Regions from separate parts of the Homo sapiens genome. Here region 1 is linked to region 2. Evidence: chromatin contacts called from ENCODE Hi-C or POLR2A ChIA-PET data. All regions are on one chromosome and are shown on one strand. The core of a region is the stretch at or near the end of the contact, and the rest is flanking DNA. Distances in the headings are between cores, read along the strand shown.

Region 1 (5,865 bases), core at 1,777-4,276, 440 kb before region 2:
TGAGCAGAGATTGCACCACTGCACTCCAGCCTGGGCAAGAAGAGCGAAACTCCATCTCAAAAAAAAAAATAGCTTGCTAAAAAGATAAAAACATACATACACACATACTAACTGAGTTGAGGGAGAGAGAGTATATAAGTCACAGAAGCTAAGGGATCGCCCCACCAAACCCATATAAGGTCTAGCCCCTCTGGAATTTATTCTGGCATCTAGTGTGAGCGAAGGGGCTAACACAAATTTTTTCCCAAAATAATTAACACAGGATTTCTCAGCCTCAACCCTGTTGACATTGGGCCTGCATCATTCTCTGGGGTGGGGCCGTCCTGTGCACTGAAGGGCTTTCAGCAGCATCTCTGGCCTCCACCCACTAGATGCCAGTAGTGCACACATAGTCTCACACACACATCCCCGCCCCCATCTGGGTACGACAACCAAAAATGTCTTCAGATATTGCCAAGTGTTCCCTGGGAAGGCAATATCACCGCTCCCCCGCCCCCCCGACACACACACACACACACACACACACACACACACACTCTCACACACACGCTGTTGAGAGCCACTGGTCAAATTTAGTGGTCATTGGGCAGGGCACGATGGCTCACATGTGTAAACCCAGCACTTTGGGAGGCTGAGGTGGGAGGATTGCTTGAGCTCAGGCGTTGGAGACCAGCCTGGGCAACATAGCAAGACCCCCATCTCCACAAAAAAATACAAAAATTACCCAGGCATATTGGTGCATGCCTGTAGTCCCAGCTACTCGGGAGGCTGAGGTGGGAGAATCACTTGAGCCCAGGAGTTCGAGGCTGCAGTGAGCCATGGCCATGCCACTGCACCCCAGCCTGGATGACAGGGCAAGAAATTAAAAAAAAAGAATTTGCTGGGCGCGGTGGCTCGCGCCTGTAATCCCAGCACTTTGGGAGGCCAAGGTGGGCAGGTCACGAGGTCAGGAGTTCGAGACCAGCCTGGCTAACATGGTGAAAGCCCGTCTCTACTAAAAATACAAAAATTAGCTGGTCATGGTGGTACGTACCTGTAATCTCAGCTACTGGGGCGGCTGAGCCAGGAGAATGGCTTGAACCCAGGAGGCAGAGGTTGCAGTGAGCCGAGATGGCACCACTGCACTCCAGCCTGGGTGACAGAGCAAGACTCTGTCAAAAAAAAAAAAAAAAAAAAAAAATTAGTGGCCATGGCAAATGTGAGGTCCCAACCACATGGCCAAGATGGCTTACCCCACCTCCCACCAGCAATACACCAAAGTCCTTGAGTGGGAAAGTCAAGGATGGGAGGCGAGGAGGAGACTTCCTGGGAGGGCGGGACTGGAGGCTGTCCAAGGAAGCAGCCCCAGGAGGCTTGACCTTCACATGAGGGGCAGCACAGGAAGTCCAGTCCAGCCTCTGATAATACTTAGACTCGAGAAAGATACAATTTATTGTTGACTCTGCAGGAGGGGAGACTATCGCCACCTTGTTAACTGGGTCATCGCATAATCAGACCCTGGAGGGTGGGCCTTCCTCACCACCCCAACTTGCAAATGTGAAATTCAGACACAGAGAGGAGCACCAGGGCAAGGTCATACACCTAATGCTACAGGAAATGCAGAGGCAAGGGAGATGGTGGGTAATAAATTATAATACTGAGCTGGGCGCAGTGGCTCATGCCTGGAATCCCAGCACTTTGGGAGGCTGAGGCAGGAGGATCTCTTGAGCTCAGGAGTTGGAGAGCAGCCTGGACAACATAGCGAGACCCCATCTCTACAAAAAATCTTGAAAATTAGCCAGGCGTGATGGCATGCACCTGCAGTCCCAGCTACTTGGGAGGCTGAGGTGAGAGGATTGCTTGAGCCCAGGACATTGAGGCTGCAGTGAGCTATGAGCATGCCACTGCACTACAGCCTGAGGGACAGAGCAAGACCCTGTCCGAAAATATATATATATAGGCCGGGCGCGTTGGCTCACGCCTGTAATCCCAGCACTTTGGGAGGCAGAGGTGGGCAGATGGCCTGAGGTCAGGAGTCTGAGACCAGCCTGAACAACATGGAGAAACTTTGTCTCTACTAAAAATACAAAAAAATTAGCCGGGCGTGGTGGCACATGCCTGTAATCCCAGCTACTCGGGAGGCTGAGGCAGGAGAATCGCTTGGACCTGGGAGGCTGAGGTTGTAGTGAGCCGAGATTGGGCCATTGCACTCCAGCCTGGGCGCCAAGAGCGAAACTCTGTCTCAAAAAAAAAAAAAAAAGGGTATAGATATAGATAAAGATAAATTACAATACTGGAGAGGAGGGGTGTTATTTTGGGAAAGCGAGGCAGCCCTGGGGACTCACTGTCCCCCTCCCAATATGAACCCAGCTGTCTTACTCCTCCACTCTCCTCCTTAGGCCAGGCTGGGGGTGACCCCACCTGGGACGAGCTCAATGCCCAGTAGAGGTGTACCAGGGGAGCCCACCAGCATCTGCACCCAATCATGGGAGGAAAATCGTGGTTTTACTATGCAGCTTCAGGACAAGCCCTCCAGGAACCTACCGCCCCCCACCCGCAAACCAGATCGCCGCTCCGGAGCCCCCAGCCCACTGGGAGGGCTCGCGGTTACTGCAAGGATTCTGGCGAATGAGGTCTAAATAGAATGAGAAGGGGGGCTGCGGACCGAGAAACTGAGGCAAGGCCTGGGGCGGGAGGGTGGAGGCTAAGGGGGAGGGGCAGGACTTCTCAGATGCCTGTTTACCAGGCGCTCCCCTCCCTTCCTCCGCCCAATTTCTGCGGGTGGCCAAGCCTGGCTGGGGGCTGGGACGGGGGAGACTGCACTGGTGGCTCCCTAAGGGGCCTCACCCCCAAGGCAGGGGTCGGAGCACGTGGCGTCCCGGACTTCTCTGGGAGGCCCCCTGGGGAGGGAGGTCCCTGCACCACCTCCCCCCACCCCAGCCCCCTCCATCATCCCGGGGCGGGACCAAGGGGCGGAGCGGGAGGGTGACCGGCCGTGACGCGTGCCCCGCCCGCTCATATAGCGGCTCCCGGGGGCGCAGGGACCGTGCTCCGCCGTCTCCGCCGCATCTTCCACCCTCGCCGCCGCCGCAGCTCCCCGCGCTCGTGCCACCGCCGCCGCGTCCACCCTCAGCGCCACCGCCATGCGGGAGATCGTGCACCTGCAGGCCGGCCAGTGCGGCAACCAGATCGGGGCCAAGGTGCTCGGGGAACGGGGCCCGGGGAGGCAGTGGCGGCCCCGGGGAGCACCGCGGGGTCGGTCCCCGGAGCACCCCGCAACCTGGGAGTCTTTGGAAAGGAATGAGGTCCCCAGGAGGCCAGCGCGCCCCAGGGGCCTTGGGGGAAGGGTCGCGGGGTGGGGGTGGCAGGGCCAGACTGGGAACAAAGAGGCTGCGGAGAGTGGGAGCCAGCCTTCTGTCCGCCTGTCACAGCTGGGCCCACAGCTGGGCCACTGTCCCCTCCTCACGCACAAAGAGCCCCGGTGCCTCCCCCGGGCTGCAGCCTGGGTGCGCTGGCACCAGCCGGCCCCGCTGGGTGCTGACTCGGCTGCACCCCGCCCCCACCGCTCCTTCTTGCTGCCTCATCCTCGCCCCGACACCATGCCTCTAGGTCCCCCGTTCACCTTGCTGGGGGAGAGGTGGCAGCTAGGGAGCTAGTTGGGGGCTGGGGGCAGTCCTCGGCTTGGCCACCGGCTTCCCCTCTCTCAACTCTTCCGACCACCTCTCTCTCTAGTTTTGGGAGGTTATCAGTGACGAACATGGCATCGACCCCACAGGCACATACCATGGGGACAGTGACCTGCAACTGGAGAGGATCAACGTGTACTACAACGAGGCCACAGGTAGGGCGAAGGAGGCACCTTCCAGGTGGGAAGGGGCAGCTGGGAGGGAACAGGATGCTACCGGGCGCCTGTGGTTCCTGGCACGCATCGAACTGCCCTCCATCTGTTTCCCTGCAGGAGGAAATTATGTCCCCAGAGCGGTGCTGGTGGACCTGGAACCCGGCACCATGGACTCTGTCCGTTCTGGCCCCTTCGGTCAGATCTTTCGGCCGGACAACTTCGTGTTTGGTGAGTCCCCCAGCAGGGAGCCAGAGGCTGGAAAACCTCCTTATTCCTGCTAACACCACAGAGTCAACAGCCACCACCGGGGCCCACAGACCAGAGATGGGGTGGACAGGGCACCAGGCACCAGCCCTGCATCCAGGGCTGTGATGAGGGGATGCTCAGGCCACTGTGAGAGCCCTGAGGAGGGCGGATACAGAGAAGGATTCAGGGAAGTCTTCCTGGAGGAGGTGGCATTTTAATTCAACGGTCTGAACCGGAACCAGACTGCCTGGGTGCACATCCCAATTCTGCCACTTCATGCATTCAACAAACAGTGAGCACTCACTGCATACCAGGCCCTGTTCTAGAAGCTGGAGATCCAGGTAAGAATCAAACAGCCGGAGCTCCCTCTCTGCCCCAGTGCAGCTCCCATTCTGGTAGAAGGTGATAGGCCACAAAGGAGATAAATAAGTAAAGCTCTGCCAGGGGTTGATTCAGATGGATAACTTAGGATGGGCTCCTCAGCCTTTCTGGGCCTCAAAAATCCTCTTTTTTTTTTTTTTTTCAGACAGGGTCTGTCTGTCCTGCTGTCACCCAGGCTAGAGTGCAGTGGCATGATCACGGCTCACTGTCACCTCCACCTCTGGGCACACGTGATCCTCTTGCCTCAGTCTCCCAAGTAGCTGGACCTACAGGCATGCACCACCACACCCAGCTAATTTTTTAGTTTTCTTTGTAGAGAGGTGGGTCTCTCTATGTTGCCCATGCTGGTCTCAAACTCCGGGACTCAAACGATCCACCCAACTCAGCTCCCAAAGTGCTGGATTACAAGCATGAGCCACCTTGCCCGGCCTCCTCGTCTTTAAAACAGGGATTTCACTGGGCATGGTGGTTCATGCCTATAAACCCAGGACTTTGGGAGGCTGAGTCAGGAAGAGAGCTTGAGGTCAGGAGTTCGAGACCAGCCTGGGCACCATGGTGAGACCCTGTCTCTACAAAAAGAAAAAAATTTTAATTAGCTGAGTGAGGTGGTGTGCACCTGTAGTCACAGCTACTCGTGAGGCTAAGGTAGGAGAATCACTTGAGCCTGGGAGGTTGAGGCTGCCATGAGCTATGATGGTGCCACTGCACTCCAGCCTGAGCGATGGTGTGAGACCCCATCTCTAAAAAAGATCAAATAAAACAGGGATTCTAAAATGCTATTAGAATTGTGAGGCTCAGGGTGGGCACGGTGGCTCACACCTGTAATCCCAGCACTTTGGGAGGCCGAGGCGGGTGGATCACCTGAGGTCGGGAGTTTGAGACCAGCCTGACTAACATGGAGAAACCCCATCTCTACTAAAAATAAAAAATTAGCCAGGCATGGTGGCACATGCCTGTAATCCCAGCTACTCGGGAGGCTGAGGCAAGAGAATTGCTTGAACGGCAGAGGTTGTGGTGAGCCAAGATCATGACACTGCACCCCAGCGTGGGCAACAAGAGTGAAACTTCGTCTCCAAAAAAAAAAAAAAATTGTGAAGCTTAAAGTCATGAATATGTGTAGAGTTTAGAACAATGCCTGACACAGAGAAAGAGGTAAATAAGCATTTGTCGTTGTTTTCATTACTATCTGCAGTCTAGAATGTGAGTAGGATTTGGACTGGCCAAAGGGCATGGAAGGGAGGAAAGATGTTTAAGACGGAGGCAACAGCATATGTGAAGATAGTGGGGTGTCCACACCCTGGGACAATCCTTCCGGGAAAGCTTTCCTGGCTCCAGCTGGCTGCATGTCCCCACCCTGGCTCCACCCGCCTCCAATACTCCCAGCATGTAAGACGTGCTAAATGCAGGACCTGTCCTGC
Region 2 (5,495 bases), core at 1,632-4,131:
GAGACGGGGTTTCACCGTGTTAGCCAGGATGGTCTCGATCTTCTGACCTCATGATCCACCTGCCTCGGCCTCCCAAAGTGCTGGGATTACAGGCATAAGCCACCGTGCCCGGCCTTTTTTTCTTAAAAAGGCAAGCTGATTAGCCATCAGCCTTATTAGATGTGATAATTAGGATCCAATGGCTGCGAGTGTTGTTGGAATGAAAATGAATAAGGTCTGACTTACACAAAGACTCCCCCAAAGATTAAAATACATTATTTGTCCTGCAACCTGTTGTAGGATAGTGGTAGAAGACCACTATATACTTAAAAAGATAAATCCTCCCAAAGAAATGCTGTTCTACCTTCTACAATATTATTTTCTGCCCAGTCCCCAGTTTAAGTAAGTCATTTTTCAGGAATTAGAGCCTCATTTAAAATTTTTTTTAAATTTATCATTTTCTTATTTCCCATGGAAGTATTTTCCCATATATCAGGCTTTGCAATTTGGGCAAACCACTTAACATCTTTAGGTAAGTTTCTTCATCTGTTTGATGAAAGAGCTGGGTTAGGTGGTTTTTAAAGGGGCCTCTCCATGCTGTGGTTTTAGATGGAAATTCTTGAATTTGAACTAGGCTCTTTCTCCGCTTCTTAAATTCCAGAATCAAATCACGACTGGAGGGGAGGTAGGAGGTAGATTGAAAAGGTCCCCTATGTGATGTTGGTGGGATCCAGAAAGCCAGCCTCCTCCTGGCCAGAATCAGTCATGGAGATGTGGAAAGAACATGCACTGCCTGTTGCCCTGCCCTCACTGGCTGTCTCTAGAGATGGCTGTCAGGAGGAAGGGTCACACAGGCAGGACGAGACCCCATCCCCAGGTGGGCACAGGTGCCCAGTGGGCGTGCTGCCGGGTCAGGTCACCAGGCTGAGAAAGCAGGAGATGCTACTGCTGAGGAACTGTCACTTGTCATTTCAAGGTCCACTCCTCCACCCTCTGGCAGCATGAGTCGCTCTGAAAGATTTTGAAGCTGGGACAGGAGAGGGTGAGTGAGGTGAGGCCTCCGCATGCCAGGTTTTCACTGGCACATTCCCCATCTTCATCTTGACCATCAGCAGCTGCACTGCAGCCCTGCTCATGGTCAGAAAGGGAGAGAAACGTGAGAGGGAAAGAAAGGCTGGTAAGAGAAGGAGAACACAAAAGCATGATGCCTTAGGAAGCCGCTTCCAAGAATCCTGGGACAGGCCCCTGTGCTCAGCTGAAGACGGGAGCTGGAGGCCAACATGGTGAAGGTGGCTAGAACAGGTGAGCAGCCCGGAGCAGGCGGGCTGCTCATTCTCTTGTTCATTGCAAAACACGTCTTGAGCATCTTTGCAGGCAATGTGCTACGTAGGGTCTGGGGTTGGGGTGAGGGATCTGTGAGGGGGCTGCTGAGATGACATAGATCCAGACTTTGTTTTCTCAAGAAGGGCTGGCTGGCCAAGAAGCCAGATGTGAACAGCTGCATGACATGAAGTAATCTGAGGGGACAAGCACGGAGAGTGGTTTGGTGAATCTGGAAATGCTGTGTGGAGTAAAGGTGTGGCCTTAGACGTGTGGTTCTCCATGGGGGTGGTCCTGCCCCCAGGGGACACTGGGCGATGTCTGGAGACATTTGTGGCTGTCAGACAGGGGTCGGGGGGTTTCCTGGCATGGAGTGGGTGGAGGCCAGGGATGCTGCCCAGCACCCTGCGGTGCCCAGGACGGCCCCACCCCAGAGTGTATTCCTGCCCCTCATATCCGCATTGCTGAGGTCAGGAAAGCCTGTATGACATGACAAGCTGACTGGAGAGAGGGTTTCCCCACTGCTCATCACTTGCCTGGGATCCCCTTTGGAGCTGCTGGCTGCTGTCTCTCTGCCTCCCTCCTTCTTCAACGCAGCAGTCACTTTAATCTTAGCTGTCATGGGCGGGTGGACTTTGAGGGACAGAGGGCTGCCCAGCCTGCCTGGCCCTGCTGGAGGGGTCTTGTCCATCCCCACCCTGGCAGGTGCATGGACCCCATCCTCACCCTCCCTGCGTTGTGTGCAGGAGACACCAGTGCCAGCCTCCGGTGGCCCTCCATGCACTGCAGCCACCTTGTCACTGCGAGTCTGGACCGCTGTGTGCCATGCTGGCCTCCCTCGATTCTGCAGACCTTAGACTTGCAGGCAGAGGCTAGCTGATCAGTGAAGGGCTGGCGCTCAGGCCTGGGGGTCTGGCAGGCGTAGGCTCCAATTCCGTTGGAATCAGAGGGTCCTTGGGGGTTGTGTGGACATCTCATTTAAACACTCCATCCGGAATCAGAGGAAGCCCGGCTTTCCCCACAGAGCAGGCGCCAGGGGAGAGTTTCAAACCAAGTAGCTGGATGCATGAGGGAGAAGGCGGCCTAGGAGCAAGAGCGAGAGCGGCAGGACAGGAGGGATACGAGACACAGCAGCTCACGGGAGGGGATGTGGGTGACCCCAGCAAGGGCCAGGCACCAGAAAAGGACAGACAGGTGACATTGGTCTCTGGAAGGGGAGGGAAAGGACGAGCAGATATTGAATATGCGCGACTGGCCAGGGAGCGACCCCCAGATCTTTACATTCTGAAAAACCCACTGCTTTAAACGCACAGGGAACTGCTTGTGGGGATAGACAGAGGGAACGATCATTCTAAGTCACGCTGATTTACCTTTTCCTCCTGGTTACTGAGAATGAATGAAGAGCACTTACTTCTCAACTGGAACCACAGAGGGCTGGAGAAATGTCCAAGTCCAGTTCGAGCTCATACAGTCACTCCCCACGGGGACTGTATCAGTTCATGATAGCTCCAATAGCATCAACTAAATTCTAGAAACTTCTAAAGCAAAAGCTAAGCTTGTGTTGTTATTTGGAGTTCTCTTTGGCATGGGGTTGGGGAAGCGATTTATATACAGAAAAGAGACGGAAGCTCCACGTAGGTCGGGAAGCTGTGGCTCCGGAGGCTCTAGTCATAAAAACATGTGCTTCCTCCTCCTAAAGGAGTGACTTAGCCAAACCCAAGCCAAAGCCAGTTCCAGTCTAGCCTGCCTCTTCCTGCTTTGTGACCTTCAGCTCATGGCTCGCCCTTTCTGAGCCTCAGTTGCGTGTGTGTTGTGTCTAGAGCAGAGGTGATGTGGTCACGGCTTCCTCAGAGTCAGTCAGCCCCCACGTATACCAGCTTTGCCCGCAGTCTGGGGCTCGGTCTGGCCACCAGCTACTGCCGCTGCTGTTGTCCTTGGGGTTGTGTCCCTCTTTCTTTCGGCTAGTTTGGTTTTTTGGTTGTTTTTCATTGTTTTGTTTTGTTACTTGTTTATTCTTTTTAGAGACAGGGTCTTCCTCTGTCTCCCAGGCTGGAGTGCAGTAGTGCAGTCAGCTTACTTCAACCTCAAATTCCTGACCTCAATAATCCTCTGGCCTCAACCTCCCAAAGTGCTGGAATTACAGACATCAGCCACCTTCCCCGGCCCCCAGTTTGTTGTTGTTGTTGTTTGTTTGTTTGTTTGTAGAGATGGGGCCTCGCTATGTTGCCCAGGCTGGTCTCGAACTCCTGGGTTCAATGGATCCTCCCGCCCCTGCCTAGGACATATTTCATTGATCAGGCACCTGCTGGGATCCACACTCGGGGTGGGCACATCAGCTATATCATTCCCTTCCCCCTCCCAGCCCCTTTCTCAGATGAAGAAACCAAGGCCACTGCCACAGTCAGTAAGCGAGTGACAAGCCTGGGACTTGAACCTGAAGCCTGGCCTCCTCCCTCTGCTCCGGGTGGTCATACCTCCTTCCCAGCCACTCGGCATTCCCCTTGGCATTTGTTCTTATTTATATAAATAATGGAGGTTGCAAAGTCTTTTTCCCCCGGCTGCAGCCGACTCCCCAGTAAGATCCAGAGGCGGGGCCGGGAGTAGGAAGGGAACCAAATGTTCCGTTTCTTTGGATGCATTCTGTGGGGCAGGGCTCTCTGCCTGCCTACGGACAGTCTTCAGGTGACAAGGTCTTGATCAGCCAGACTTGTAAGTGTGAAGGGTAGGCTCCAACCCTCTAAAGAAGGGATCCTACAGACAGCAGACCTTTTCGACATCGAAATGGTCTGGAACCCCCACCTTGGTAGTTAATCCCTTGATTTAGCACACACACTGTCTATGCGGTGAAAATTCTTGGGAGGATTTTTTGAGCCAGGGAATGAGAAGACATTGTTATCTTTTGAATCACCCCAATGTGAAAGAAAATTGGCTGGGAGAGGGCAGAGGCTGGAAGCAGGGAGACCAATTAGGAGGCGGATGTGGTGGTTCCAGGTAGGAGATAGGGAGGCAGGGGCTCACTGAAATAGTAGCAGCAGGAGCGGAAGGAAGGGGGAGGCAGAGATGGTATCAGGTGGAGACAGCAGGCTGAGTCACCAGCGACACGTGTCCCGGGGCGCAGGGAGATGCCCAGTGCCTTGAACAGCCCCCTGGCTTAGGAAACGCAAGAGGAGCAATTTTGGCGGGGGGAGAGTTTCCCTTGGACTTGTTGAGGCACCTGAGGGGCGCCCAGGCAGAGAGGTCTGGGAGGCAGCTGGAGAAGGGAGCCGGAGTCAGGTGATTTGGGTGGTGCTGGGAGTCCTGGTGCCGGGAGGTCGTCCACATTGAGTGTGACAGGGGAGGGGCACAAGGGTGGAGGCCGAGGGTGGGAGACAAGCAGGGACCAGTGCAGGGGACTGAGAAGGTATCATTAGGGGGAAAAATGAAACCAGATGACAACAGCACCCAGACACGAGGGAGGACAGAGCTTCGAGGAGCGACACGAAACACTGCAGAGAGTACAAGTTCAGAGGAGGCCCGAAAACTGCCCCGTGAGGACCTCAAGAAGAACAGTGGGCAGACATGAGAATGCAGAGAGAAGACGACAGAGGCTCCCTCCTGAGAGTCTGGACTTACAAATAAAAAAGAATCCATATCTCAAGAGAAGATAAAGGATAAAGAGCAGGGTTTCAGTGGCAGTGGATGTTCTCCTCAAATGGGTGTGATGTGAGCTTGTCTATAAGCTGAAAGAATGGAGCCTGTGCAGAAGCCAGATTGCAGGCTTGATCGGTGGGTCCTTGGAGGGAGACGGAAGGCTCTAGAACCTTCAGGAAGGGGGCCAGCAGCCTTTTCCTGTAAAGGACCAGAGAGTACATATTTTAGGCTTCTGCTGGGGTCTGTCTCAGCTCCTCGCCTCTGCTGTTGGAGCACAAAAGCCATCATAGATAATGGGAAAATGGGAGTTGAAGATGCAAGGAACTGGATGTAGACAGTCTGGATGTGAGATAGTGGGGGGAGGTCAGCACAGGGAAGGAGTTGTGGGGTAGAAGGAAGTGGAAGAGACAGCATGGCAGGGGCATGGCTGAGAGCCAGGAGGTGCAGAGGCGGTGTCAGAAAAGGGGGACAAAAGAGTTGCAATTTTAGAATGGAATCTTGCAAGGAGAAAAGTACAGAGAAAAAAATGTACTTTGAGGCTTTCTCCCAAAGGCATGTGTGTGGAT

Evidence for each region. A loop is a pair of places that touch in the nucleus more often than their neighbours do. ChIA-PET counts read pairs that join two places held with the same protein, here RNA polymerase II (POLR2A). Pooled maps may share reads with other maps.
Region 1: a loop to region 2 is called in a map with no recorded cell type, with 2.5 times the contacts of the local background. The contact joins the promoter of TUBB4A here to the promoter of RFX2-AS1 in region 2. A Hi-C loop is called at or near these places in 3 of 37 single-sample maps with no recorded cell type and 2 of 50 pooled maps. POLR2A ChIA-PET finds 5 or more read pairs at or near these places in 1 of 52 experiments (WTC11).

What each region holds. Positions count from the first base shown.
Region 1 is chr19:6,499,470-6,505,334 of GRCh38, reverse strand. TUBB4A (tubulin beta 4A class IVa) reads left to right here and starts at 3,026. Exons shown (of 4, transcript NM_006087.4): 1 at 3,026-3,179; 2 at 3,712-3,820; 3 at 3,938-4,048. The coding sequence starts at 3,123. RefSeq lists a cis regulatory region at 148-625, an enhancer at 503-642 and silencers at 2,770-3,039, 3,050-3,229, 3,400-3,509.
Region 2 is chr19:6,059,984-6,065,478 of GRCh38, reverse strand. It overlaps RFX2-AS1 (RFX2 antisense RNA 1), which reads right to left and starts at 2,881. Exons shown (of 2, transcript NR_199041.1): 1 at 2,711-2,881. All of the region lies in intron 1 of RFX2 (regulatory factor X2), which reads left to right.